Regions from separate parts of the Mus musculus genome. Here region 2 is linked to region 1. A link is a contact called in ENCODE Hi-C or POLR2A ChIA-PET data. All regions are on one chromosome and are shown on one strand. The core of a region is the stretch at or near the end of the contact, and the rest is flanking DNA. Distances in the headings are between cores, read along the strand shown.

Region 1 (5,909 bases), core at 1,628-4,127:
CACTTGAGAAAAAGGGAGTCTGAAAACTTACCCCTAATTCCTCGCATAGATGGGGGAACACTTGTACAGTCAGGAGGAACCCCTACCCCATGAAGCCCAAGCGGGATACCAGTTCCTGATTTTCTTGTCTCCTGTGCTACCACACCTGGGTTAGGTACCGCTTTCTCTACTGTAGGGGACACTCTTGAAGTTAATGGCCTGAACTCAAACCAGCCCCCTACTTGTTGGTCAGCTGGTGTGAATTGGCCTGAATCTCAGGCCCTGTTCTCTGTCAGTCTTCAGCTTGTCTGGGGAAGTAACCTTTTGTTTGTTTGTAGGACACTGATCCCCACCCATCCCAACCCATCAACACTGCTGAACTGCTGACCCCGGGGGTGCACAGTCCTCACACAAGCAACCCCTTTTTCTCTTCCTGGCATAACAGTAGGCAGGCCCAAGAACCACCTCGGTCTAGGGATAAGACAGTATGGCAGAGTGCTGGGGGCAGGGGGGGTAACCCCTCAGCCGAGGTTGATTCCCAGGGGCTCTTTCTGCCCCCATATGCCAGGCCACCCGGATTCTGGTTTCCCTGTCACCCAATCTGGCCAGTTCCCTCCATCTGGCCCTGGGAATCAGGTTTCTAAGGGCCCTGAACCTACCTCGAAAGACCAAAGGAGCAGAGACTGGTCCCCACCCCTCACAGGCCCTCTCCCTGGGCCTAGCCCCTCATGGGGCTCGAGATGCATTCCTCAGGTTTCTTAAGTCCACTTATCTGTCCCCCTGCCCATCAGCCTGAGTGCTGACAGAGGCCCAGACCCCTTGTTTGGAAGCTGATAACCTCCTGTGACGGCCCTCCCCCACTTGCAGGAACATGGAACAGGCTGGAATGAGAGGTCCCCTCTGCAAGCAAGGCCGAGGAACTTAGGCCTGCTTTGGGCCCAAAGCCCTGGGGAATCGGATCCCACATCTCACCAACTCAAGAGCTAGGTCAACCTTTGTGCGGCCACAGTGCCACCTGGTGGTCCCTGGGGAAATGTCATCTCAGCATTGAAAAAGCCACACAAGGATTGCAAAACAACCAACCGTACACCACTTTATTTAGATATTTATCAAAAAAAGTACAAAGTGTTAAAAATGTGTTCTGAACTTCATGTTCTTTTGTTTTTTGTTTTTTGTTTTTTTTTTTGCAGTGCTGGGGACTGAATCTGGGTTAGGTGGGTCAGAAGAGGTGTTCAAAGGTTGTCCCACCCCAATAGAAAAGGGAAGCCTCAGGAACCACAGTCCATCCCTCCCTCCCACCCCCTATTCTCTTCATCGAGAAAACCATTCTTGAACTTGTCCAGGAACATACGGAGCATGGCACCTGTAGCAAGCAGTTACCTGATCTGAGAAAAGCAAGAATGAAGTCAGAGTCTTCCTCCTCACCTGCTGCCCCTAAACTTCCCAGATCCTTCGGGAATCCCACCAACCGACCCCACCCTCCACCCACACACTCACCAGGGGGCTAAGGCCTGCCCCTGTGCTTCTTGGCAGGAAGGATGCCACACAGCTTAATTTCATCTTCTTCGCTCTCATCATCACTTTCTTCTTCAGAAAGGTCGTTGTTTATACAAACTGGTGGATACACAAGGATAGAGCCACTCATTCAGCTGCTAGGCTGACAGGGAACCTCATCTCCCAGAGTCCCCAAGTCTAGATGGAAAAGAGCCCACCCACCTCGCTGGAGTTGGACCCCTGGGGCAGGCAGGGTACAGCAAGTTCCCAGGCCTGAAGGAGGCAGTGGGAGGCACAGAATACTGGAACCATAGCCTGAGATGCAGGACACACTAGGAGATGAGACTGGGGTAAGTCGGGAGTGGAGAGGGCCCACTCTTCTCACCGATCTGATGCCGGCCAGTGATCCGAACTGGGCCAGAACCGGACTTCAGGCGGAAGGTGACAGGTGGTTGGAGTTGGAAATCATCCACACTGAGCTGGAAGACAAGAATGACGGGCTGAGCCGTGCTGGCCCACCCACTTGGAGATCAATACCGAAGTTCTCAGTCCCACCAGACTCCGAGAGGAATGAACGGCTCCAACTCACCATGGGCTGGCAAGACAACCTGAGGTTGGCCACAGGAACTGCAATCTCCTGATTGTCGTGATCCCGGGCCACAACTTCCACCACATTACACTCGTCCGTGGCCCCCTCGGTAAGGCACAGCTGAAAGGCAGGCAGAACCTCAGCGTCTCAAGTGAGGGAGGGCTGACACCAAAGCCAAGGCGTCTTACCCCAAAATCGGCCTAGTCCCAGTGGCACCGGATGCGGGGACCAGAGGGTGGAGGAGAGGGGCGACAGGCGGAGTGTCGGCTAGCCCCCCGCATCTCCAACTCCCTCTGCGGCCCCTTACCATGTTCAACGCCAGCACGTGCTCCGTGTCATCCTCCTCCTCAACCTTGAAAGTGAAGGAGCGGGTGTGGCCGGAGAGCTCACAACCTGCAAGAGCCAGCGAGTGTCGCCTGGGTACACGCGTGGAGGGGACAGCGCGCGAGGACGCTCCACAAACTCCGCTGTCCCCTCCACCCGGCCATGTGCCGCGGCGGCGGGGGGGGAACCGGCCGCTTGCTCGCCCAGAACACGTGGACGGGCATCCCACTCGGGAAGAACCGGTTAGGGCGAGCGAGCGAGGAGCCCTCGGCCCACAGCTGCGCCCGGCCACAGCGGCGCCCGGCCGCCTTCCTCGGCCACGCCTCACCCGCCCCGTACCACTCTGCCACTCCCGCGTTCAATACCGAAGAAGAAACTGTCCATTGTGACCGGGGCCGGGACCCTCAGGCCCCCGACGCCCCCAGCTCGGGCTCGGCTCTCTTGGTTCAAGAACGCTAAAGCAGCCGCCGCGCCGGCCGCCATGCTGAAACGGCCGTGAGCGCCCCGCCCCCCGCCTCAGCCAGTTCCGGTCCCGCCCATTAAAGGAGCCGCGCTCGCCACACGAAGCAGGGAGGAGCAGTCGTCGCCTCTTCCACGAGGACAGGTAACAAGGCCCCAGAAGAAATCTCCACGAGGGCTTAAAGTTAGCGTCCACTCACTGAAGCCCCTTCTTCCAACCCGGGGATATATACATACAGATGTTAGTGTAAACCTTTCGTATCTCCTTTTTCAGTAAACTTGGGGTACGGAGCAGCCATTTTTACTCACACCCCCCCCCCCCCCCCCCCCCCCCCCGCTTCCTGATCATGCTGGAGGCTTGACAGCCAAGACCTAAACTCAGATGTGGAGATCAACTACTGTTCATAGTACAGCCTCCTCTTTAGGCGACCCACCCCCCCCCTCCACCACCAAAATTCCTTTATCTAAGGAAATGAAGCCATGTTCCAGTGAGGAACTCTGTGACACCCCCCCCAACTTCACACAAATTTTACCTGTAGTAAACAGAGCAACTTACTTAAAAACAAAAACAAATGTACTTTTCTGAGAAAAATCTTTGCTGTGGAAGGCAGGAGGGCAGGGCTGTCTTCAATCCAGCCTACACTGAAATAGCTTCGGATACCTAAGGGATCAAGAGATGTGAGGGAAAAAAAGGGAGAACCCAGAGAAAAAGCAGCACAGCACACATTCACTTCAAGTTTTATTGTGCCTCTTGCATGGTCTGCAGATAGGTTTACAGTTCGTTTTCTATAGGAACTGAGCTGTGATCTAAACAATGAAATGTTATTCCAACATTAATAAATATTCATAACCATGGAAGATGGCAGAGCACTTTATCCTACAGCAATGACAGTAGAGACCTGGACATGTTTTCACTTATGTCCAGAAGATCATCCCATGTGATTATTGAAAGCCAACATTAAACAAAAAGCAACTTGTTCAATTCCTGATTCCGTATGAAACTCTGAAACGCTCTGAATAAAACCTTGTAATTCTCACTGAGGCATGAGATGGATTCAGAACGCTAAGGAACATTAAACGGTCTTAATATCTAGTAACAATTTTGCCCCTCACCCCAGCCTTCAAAACCAACCTTGACTTAGGTTTCACAGCACATCCTATCGCAAAGGTTCGCACCCTAAGGAGGCGGCACATTTCAGCACACTCTTGGGCCTCTGGTTCTTGGGCCTCCCTGGGTCCACTCTATATAGTGCTAAAAGACTACCTCACAAGCTCACACTGGAGTTCTAGAAAGGAAAATGTTTCAAGCTCCCTCTTCTCTCTCCCCCCTCAGCTCAAAGTTCAAAAGCTATGTAGAACTGGAGGAAAGCAAGGTAACAAAAGACTGTTGAAAATCTATGACGTTACTAGATAGCTAGCCATGATTAAAGAATAATAATCCTGCAGACACTATGTGCCAGCTTCATGCTCAAAACCCTTAAATTCACCAAATCTAAATTAAAATAACATGAAGTTTTCAGAATCTCTGATTAAAAGAAAAAGTATACATATTGTTAACATATACTTATTCTTTCTTTTAAAAATTAGATACAAACATGCAAGAATTAAGGACTGATTCGATTAAACCAGTAGTTAACAGGTCTTTGCGATTAAATGACAACTGTTCAAGGACAAAGGAGACCACTGGTCAGTCCCCTTACCCTTACTTAACAATGTCAGAACATTTCACATGCGGATCTGCTATTAAGGTTAATTCCCAGGAGTTACTGCACTTCCCAACATATCTGAGTCATAAGAAGTTAGGTGCTCATACCCTAAATAGTCATGGCCTAACCCTATGTGGGAGGCACTTCAAAAATAAAAACTATTAGGAAGAAAAGGACAGATGTAAAGGAAATCTACCATTCACTGATTTACATAATTCAAAGTGCCATCCTAAACCAACACCTTTCATTTTCAAAGGAAAAAAAAACCCCATAATATATAAAACAGTAAACAAAGAACAGTCGGGTTACAGCTAATCTATATACAGAGATTTACAAGTTTGTCAATTTAGGCCTTGGCCACAAACAAATGCACATTTGTCCCTAACAAAGCTCAATGGCCTGAACCAACAGTTACAGGAGACAGTTGCCCAGAACTTTACAAAAAGCAGAAAAATTGCCCAAATTGAAACTCACTAAATTTCTCATTCCAGCCATGTCTCCAAAGAACAGAGACATTTCATCCAGCACACCAAGGAGAGTAAAGAGAGTGAACTTCGTTGCTCTTAGGTGAGAAATGCAACCACACTGGATGCAGAAAATAGTGCTGACTCCATTTATTTAAGAATCTCTCCCTAGAGAGCCCCACGTAAGAGGCCCTGACCCTAACACAAGACCCAAAGAGGAGCACACCACAAGCTGCACGGGGTATGCAGCAATACTATCTTCTCCCAACCAGTGAGCATCTGAGAAGGTGATGGGTGCGCTTTACAGTCATCTTTGTTTCCAAGTCAACTGGCTGATCTGCTGCCGCTCCAGCTCCAGACACTGAACTGTGTGAAGACCTCAACCACCAACCACAAGGCGGAGTTAAGGGACTTTTGGACAGTTCACAGTACCAACAAGTGTCACAGGCTTCGACCAAGTATAACCACATCCTTTGGAAATCCTTCCATTTTTGCAATTTCAAAACAGCCTAACTTGCTGTAAAATTCCAGAATCCTTTTATCATCTGGTCTTACTTCACAGAAAGCCCCCCGGGAGCCTAGAAATAAAACAAATGTTTTAAATGTAAGTAAGTGTATCATATAGATTTGAACCGTGTTTAATACAGGTAACAGCTTTATCTATTCCTAAATTTCATATTATAACTTTTATTAACGGGGTACATAATGGGGAACTCTGAGCTATATTCGCAGACTGACAACTTTTTAAAGTCTTTTTTGTTTTTGCTTTTGAGAAAGGGTCTCACTCTATAGTCCTGGCTGGCCTAGAACTCACTAAATCAGGTTGACTTTGATTTAAAAAATACCTAACTTTAAAAATATATTTAAGATTTATTTTATATATATGAGTACAGT
Region 2 (5,909 bases), core at 2,223-4,722, 34 kb after region 1:
TAAAAAGTTCCTACAACAAAGGAGATCAAGTGAATGAATAAAGGAGGTGCGTGCGCACAGCCTCAACAGTGGCACTGAACCGTCCTCAACAGTAAACCTTCAAGCCCTCAATTCCACAGCCAAATATGAAATGAAGTTAGGGACAGAACTGACTTCCTAGTGTCCAGTGCAGGAAACAAACTTCTCTTTTTGGTACAGCTATTTCTGCACTTAAAATGAAAACTGCAAATACTTGAAATACTAAAACACCGACTGATGAGCAAAGTCACTGAAGTTCCCTAGCGCGCTCGACCACCGCATCGCCTACCTAACCTTGCCCTCAACCGGCCTCAGCCTAATCACTAGGAAGACGTAAGATCTCAGCAGCACCATGGAGATGGTCACAACCAGCACTCTAGGAACAGGAGATAGCAGGGCAGATAAAGGTGTGGGCCAACCCTGACAACCCCAGGAAGGATCGCATGGTGGAAAGAGAATGGCTCCTTCCAACTGCCTCTGATCTGCACAGGCTGTTGTGCTTCCTCCTATCATGGCCGCCTCCCCTACAAAATACCCCAATCTTAGGCAGGTAATCTGCACCCCCAAAAGAATGACAACTAAACATCATCAAAGTGCAGCCACACTCTCTAGTTTCTCTTCTTCTTTTTCCGTTGAGACAATGTTTCTCTCTGTGCAGCCCTGGCAGCACTGGAACGTGCTCTGTAGACCACACTGGCCTCAAAAACCCTCGAATATCTATCTGATTCTGCCTCTGTTTCAGAGCACTAAGATCAAGGGTGTAAGCCACATCCAATGAGAGCTGTTTTAATATACTTTAAAGAGATTCACGTTTAGTACTACCAAGAGAAGGCACAGTAAGCTACCTCCTTTCACTTGTTGCTAAAACAAGATCTTACTTTGTTACCAGGGCTGGCCTCCCAACCCTAGATTACAGACTGTCAACAACATGGCTAGTTCTGAATTCTCTGTATCCCTCAGAGTTCTCTTCCTATCCTTCCCCATCCTAGGATCTGAGACAATACAATAAAGACTCTTGTATGGCAAGATGGCCTCAAACTAAATGCCAGTTTGGGACACAAAGTGAATTCCATGACACACTGGGATAGTGTGGGGAAATTTAAAACAAAAAGCAACAGCAAAAGCTTACACCTAAAGTAGGATGGTGGTCTGCAATCTCGGCCACTCCAAGGGCAGGAAGATAACAAGTTTAAGGTCGTTCTGTGCTTCAGCTCCTGATCACCTAGGCTACAGGAGACCTGCCCACAAATAGGACTTCCATCTTTTCTCATTTACAGAAGATTGCCGAGCCGAACAACAGGTAGTCAGGAAGATCTTAGCACTCTGTATAACCCGTTTCAGACCCATGGTTTCTGTCAGAAATAAAACTGTGATGATGTCTTTAAAAAAAAAAAATTCCACTTTTTTCCCCCTAAAAATGTCTGTACTCCAGCAAGCCCAGTATGTATAACGCACAAAGCACTCATGTTTTCATAAATCTGGGCTCCAGGAACAACGGTGCTCCCCCAAATTTTGCCCTGCTGTTCCATGTCTTCCTGCCAAGAATATTCTCCCTCCAATTAACCTTTCTCAACTACCAGACCTACGACCTCGGTCTTCCATGACAGTGGAAAAGCTGGAGCTCTCAACCAGGAGGCCAACCTAACTTTATCCCTTTTGGCTTGAGTATTAGTCTTTAAAATGTTTTGGTTTGTTTTTTTAAAAAAAACAAGATTTTATTTAATATACAAGTTCACGGTGGCTGTCTTCAGATACACCAGAAGAGGGCATCGAATCTCATTACAGATGGTCGTGAGCCACCATGGATGTGGTTGCTGGGAATTGAACTCAGGACCTCCGGAAGAGCTCTTAATCGCTGAGCCATCTCTTCAGTCCTGAGTACTAGTTTTTATATTCCCCAGTAATAATAATAATAATAATAGAGAAAGAAACTAGAAAACGTTGAGTTTGCCACTAAAAACAAAACAAAAATCAAACAAACAAAAAAATCCATAAGAAAACTCAAATTACGGAGTGCTTAGGGAAGAACTAAGCTTTCCTGAGCTCGGTATCCACCCATTCTATTTCAGAAATTGTAATTAAGATCTTCCGGCATCTTCCCTTACTATCAAAACGCCCTCGTCCTTTTCAACTGTAAATGAGAAGACAGAAATTAAGACTTTCACTGAATTCTAACTCCACATAACAGATGCTCTGAGATATGATATACTGGTATTTACACACACTCCCAAGTCAAAAAAACAGCAATTGTTAAAGGATGATACTTTTCTGGGCTACAAGTGAGTCTTAAGAGGTGAAGGAGGCTTACAGGCTAACAAAAATAAATAAATAAAAATAAAAACAAAACAATTTCCTAAGCCTGAAGGAATCTGTAATATAATAAGCTGACTGCGCTCCTTCACGGGTAAAAACGTGCCTGTGAGGGCTGATTTTTTTTCCCCTTACAAGGATAGGGGCGGGGGATGGGAGCGCTGCACAAATTTCAACTGAAAGCAGGCATCTCTGCGGACTAAGATCCCAAGGTACAAAGAAGTGAAGCCCACAGCCGGACCACAGGCTCCTTCCTTGCCACCGCCTCCTCCTCCGACAAATCTGTGTGGCTCTAAGCCAGAGGAGGGTGGGGTCAGGCTCCTCCATAGCCCGGAGTCGCCGAAGCCGTGACATAGCGGAGGGTAAAGAAGTGTGCCCACCGTCTGTCTCCTCCCCGTAACCCCGTGTGAGCAATGACGGACGCCTCCCGTCCTGGGGGCGGGGAACTGCGGGAAAAGTCACCAGCACGCCCCTCCCGGGGACGGAGGCTGAACACCTACGCGGGACTGGAAGGCCAACTCACCTTCCACGACACCGCACAGGAACCTGCGGGCCCCTCCGGCCGCCCCGACCACGGCCGCAGCCCCGGCTCCCGATGGGTTATCTTCTCCGGGGGCGGGAGCTACCGACTGCTCCAACGAAGCCCCCGAGGCGGCGGCAGGGTTGGCGTTGCGCTCGCTCTCCCGCTCCTCCAGCGCCGCCTGGCTCTCCTTCTGCACCATCCTCCTGCCGCCGGCCACCGCTCCCCTTCGGCCTCGGTCCGTTGGGCCAAAGGCCCGGAGCCCTGCAAAGGGGCCGCGGCTCCGAACGCGCGCCTCCGGGGCTCCTTCCCCTCCCCCTCCGCCCTTCCCCCTTCCTCTCGGCGGGGGCCCGGAGTGCCCGGATGAGAAGGGCGGCGGCACCGGCTCGAGCCCTTTGTCAGCCGCTGCCTCGCCCCGCGCTGGGAGCCGGGAGCCTAAGCGGAGGGCGAGGCAGCCGCCGCGTCTCCACGGAAGGAGGACCGAGGAGGCGCCTTCGCTCGTCCTCCACGCCCGCCGCCCTCCGGACAGCCCGGCGTCTCCGGCTCTCTTCCCCCACCGGAGTCCCTAAGCAGCTCCTGCCGCTGCCTCTGCCGCCCGCTTCCTGTTTATCCGCACTGCGCCTGCGCTACAGACCGGCTCAGACCGGTCCCCAGCCCGGCTCCCCCGCCTTTCCTTGGGATAAGCCCATTGCGCTTTATTTGCTAGGGGAGAAAAAGGACAAAGGGCGCCGTGAACACCGCGGAGGTGTGCGGCGGTGGGACGTACCATTTTGGCTCGCCACCCTCCGGGATGAGCGCCACACTCTGGGTCGGACCATTACCCCACCCGGAGGAGGGGAACATGGGAGAATGCGGCCGGCCGGGGAGTTTGGGAGGAAGGGGGGGGGGGGGGGCGGAAAGGAGGTGTTTACCCTCTCAATGCGCAGGCGCCGGGACGATACTTCTAGTTCTTAAAGTGGTAGGAGACACTGACCTACTTTGGAGATTGTTGTACCAGTTTGGCTCATCGGGGCTGCCTGACCCACGTCTGCTTCTGTGAAGACACCATGCCAAGGAGCTCAGCTCACGCCTCTGTCCTGACTCATTGTTTCTTCTATCCTGTCTTCGGAGTTAACCGTGTTTTAAATTGAGCAGTCAACTGTTTTATTGAGTTTGCCTCATCCTGGGCTGTTGGGACCATTATGACCTCATAATATGGTTAAAACCTGCTGTTACGTCTCTGCCTGATTGAGCCCTACGTTTGTTTTGGGAGAGGCTGTGGTATGAAATTCACCAGACTACGTATGGAGAAGAAAGACTGCATTCCAAGCACAGGGAAAACAAACGTCTAATAAAAGTAGAAGAGAGTGGAAGGCGAGTTTGTTATGGCGATGGAGAGTGTGCGGTGTGCGTAAGGGACATGACCCTTTTAGCCTTAGCATCAGCATTTCCAAGGAAACCCTGCCTCTAAGGGCTTGCCTCCTGTACTCTAAGGGCTTGCCTCAGAGTACACTTGACATTTTGGTTCCTTAAGGGATCTGCCAGCCAGGCGATGGTGGCGCACCTTTAATCCCAGCGCTTGGGAGGCAGAGGCAGGCGGATTTCTGAGTTCCAGGCCAGCCTGGTCTACAAAGTGAGTTCCAGGATAGCCAGGGCTATACAGAGAAACCCTGTCTCAAAAAGACTAAAAAAAAAAAAAAAAAAAAAAAATCTGCCCTGTTTGGGAACAAACCTCTCATGTTCAATGTTAAGAAAGTAGTCAAACTATTGCATATGCCAGAAAGATTTTGCTGAAGGAACCCTGTTATAGCTGTCTCTTGTATGAGGCTATGCCAGTGCCTGGCAAATACAGAAGTGGATGCTTACAGTCTATAAAATGGAACACAGGGCCCCCAATGGAGAAGCTAGAGAAAGCACCCAAGGAGCTGAAGGGGTCTGCAACCCTATAGGTGGAACAACAATATGAACTAACCAGTACCCCCAGAGCGCGTGTCTCTAGCTGCATATGTAGCAGAAGATGGCCTAGTCGGCCATCACTGGGAATAGAGGCCCCTTGGTATTGCAAACTTTATATGCCCCAGTACAGGGGAATGCCAGGGCCAAAAAGCAGGAGTGGGTGTGTAGGGGAGCAGGGCAGAGGGAGGGTATAGGGAACTTTCGGGATAGCATTTGAAATGTATATAAAGAAAATATCTAACAAATAAAAAAAAAGAAAGAAAGTTAAAAAATAAAAAGTAGTCTTTTTTTTTTTTAATACTTCGTCGCAGTAGCCCACCTTGTAGCTCCAGGGACGTTGCAGGGGTGCACATTACAGGCGAGAACTTCCTTGCCAGGTTTATGCAGTGTTGGGTATCCAACCCAGGGCCTTGTACGTGTTATACAAACACTCCAGGGATTTGGTGGCCTTATTTATTTTGTGTGGGTTCACAGGCCGTAGCCCATTTGGACATGGCCCAGAGGACAACTTGAGGAAGTCAGTTGTCTTCCCTTTGTGGATCCTGGAGATCAAACTCAGGTTGTCAGGCTCAAGCTGTGGGAGCCCCTTTATTGCCAGCCCCATCCAAGACTTTTTTGTTTTAATGTGTGGGGGGGGGGGCAGCAGAAGAGGCAGTGGCCAGCCACTGAAGGTGTTTGTTGGGAACAGAACTCAGGTCCTTTGGAAGAGAGCAGTACCTTCTCTCTTCCCTTCCAGCCTTCCATGCAGGTGCCCTGACCAGTTCTTTCCGTAGTTAGAGGGAACACTGAGTAATTTCATACTCTTTGCTCCTCCCCTCTCTGCCTCGGCCTTCATGGTGCTTGCTGTATAGGGATGCCCCGCCTATGTCCAGCTTGTTTCCTTCTGTTCTGTTTGTTTCTTCCATTGCCCTTTTTGAGACAGTTTCTCACTAAGGAGCTCTGGGGTAGTGTGAAATCATCCCTGCCAGCCACCATTGCCAGCTGAAGAACATTTATTTTCCCTTCAGTGTGGAAACCAAACCCAAGGCCTCGTATGTGCTAGGTAAGCACTCTACTCCTTTAGCTACATCCCAAACCTGAAAGGTGGGAATTTTTGTTTGTTGTTTTTGAGACAGGCTTTCTCTGT

The links. A loop is a pair of places that touch in the nucleus more often than their neighbours do. ChIA-PET counts read pairs that join two places held with the same protein, here RNA polymerase II (POLR2A).
Region 2: a map of heart shows a loop between it and region 1 (4-fold over the local background). The contact joins the promoter of Oga here to the promoter of Npm3 in region 1. A Hi-C loop is called at or near these places in 5 of 37 maps with a recorded cell type or tissue (all heart). POLR2A ChIA-PET finds 5 or more read pairs at or near these places in 2 of 5 experiments (Patski and embryonic stem cell).

What each region holds. Positions count from the first base shown.
Region 1 is chr19:45,746,688-45,752,596 of GRCm38, forward strand. It overlaps Npm3 (nucleoplasmin 3), which reads right to left and starts at 2,878. Exons shown (of 6, transcript NM_008723.2): 1 at 2,752-2,878; 2 at 2,370-2,455; 3 at 2,063-2,182; 4 at 1,859-1,952; 5 at 1,477-1,593; 6 at 1,047-1,364. The coding sequence starts at 2,869. The coding sequence ends at 1,484. Oga (O-GlcNAcase) reads right to left here. Exons shown (of 16, transcript NM_023799.4): 16 at 3,568-5,593. The coding sequence ends at 5,457.
Region 2 is chr19:45,780,081-45,785,989 of GRCm38, forward strand. It overlaps Oga (O-GlcNAcase), which reads right to left and starts at 3,473. Exons shown (of 16, transcript NM_023799.4): 1 at 2,852-3,473. The coding sequence starts at 3,050.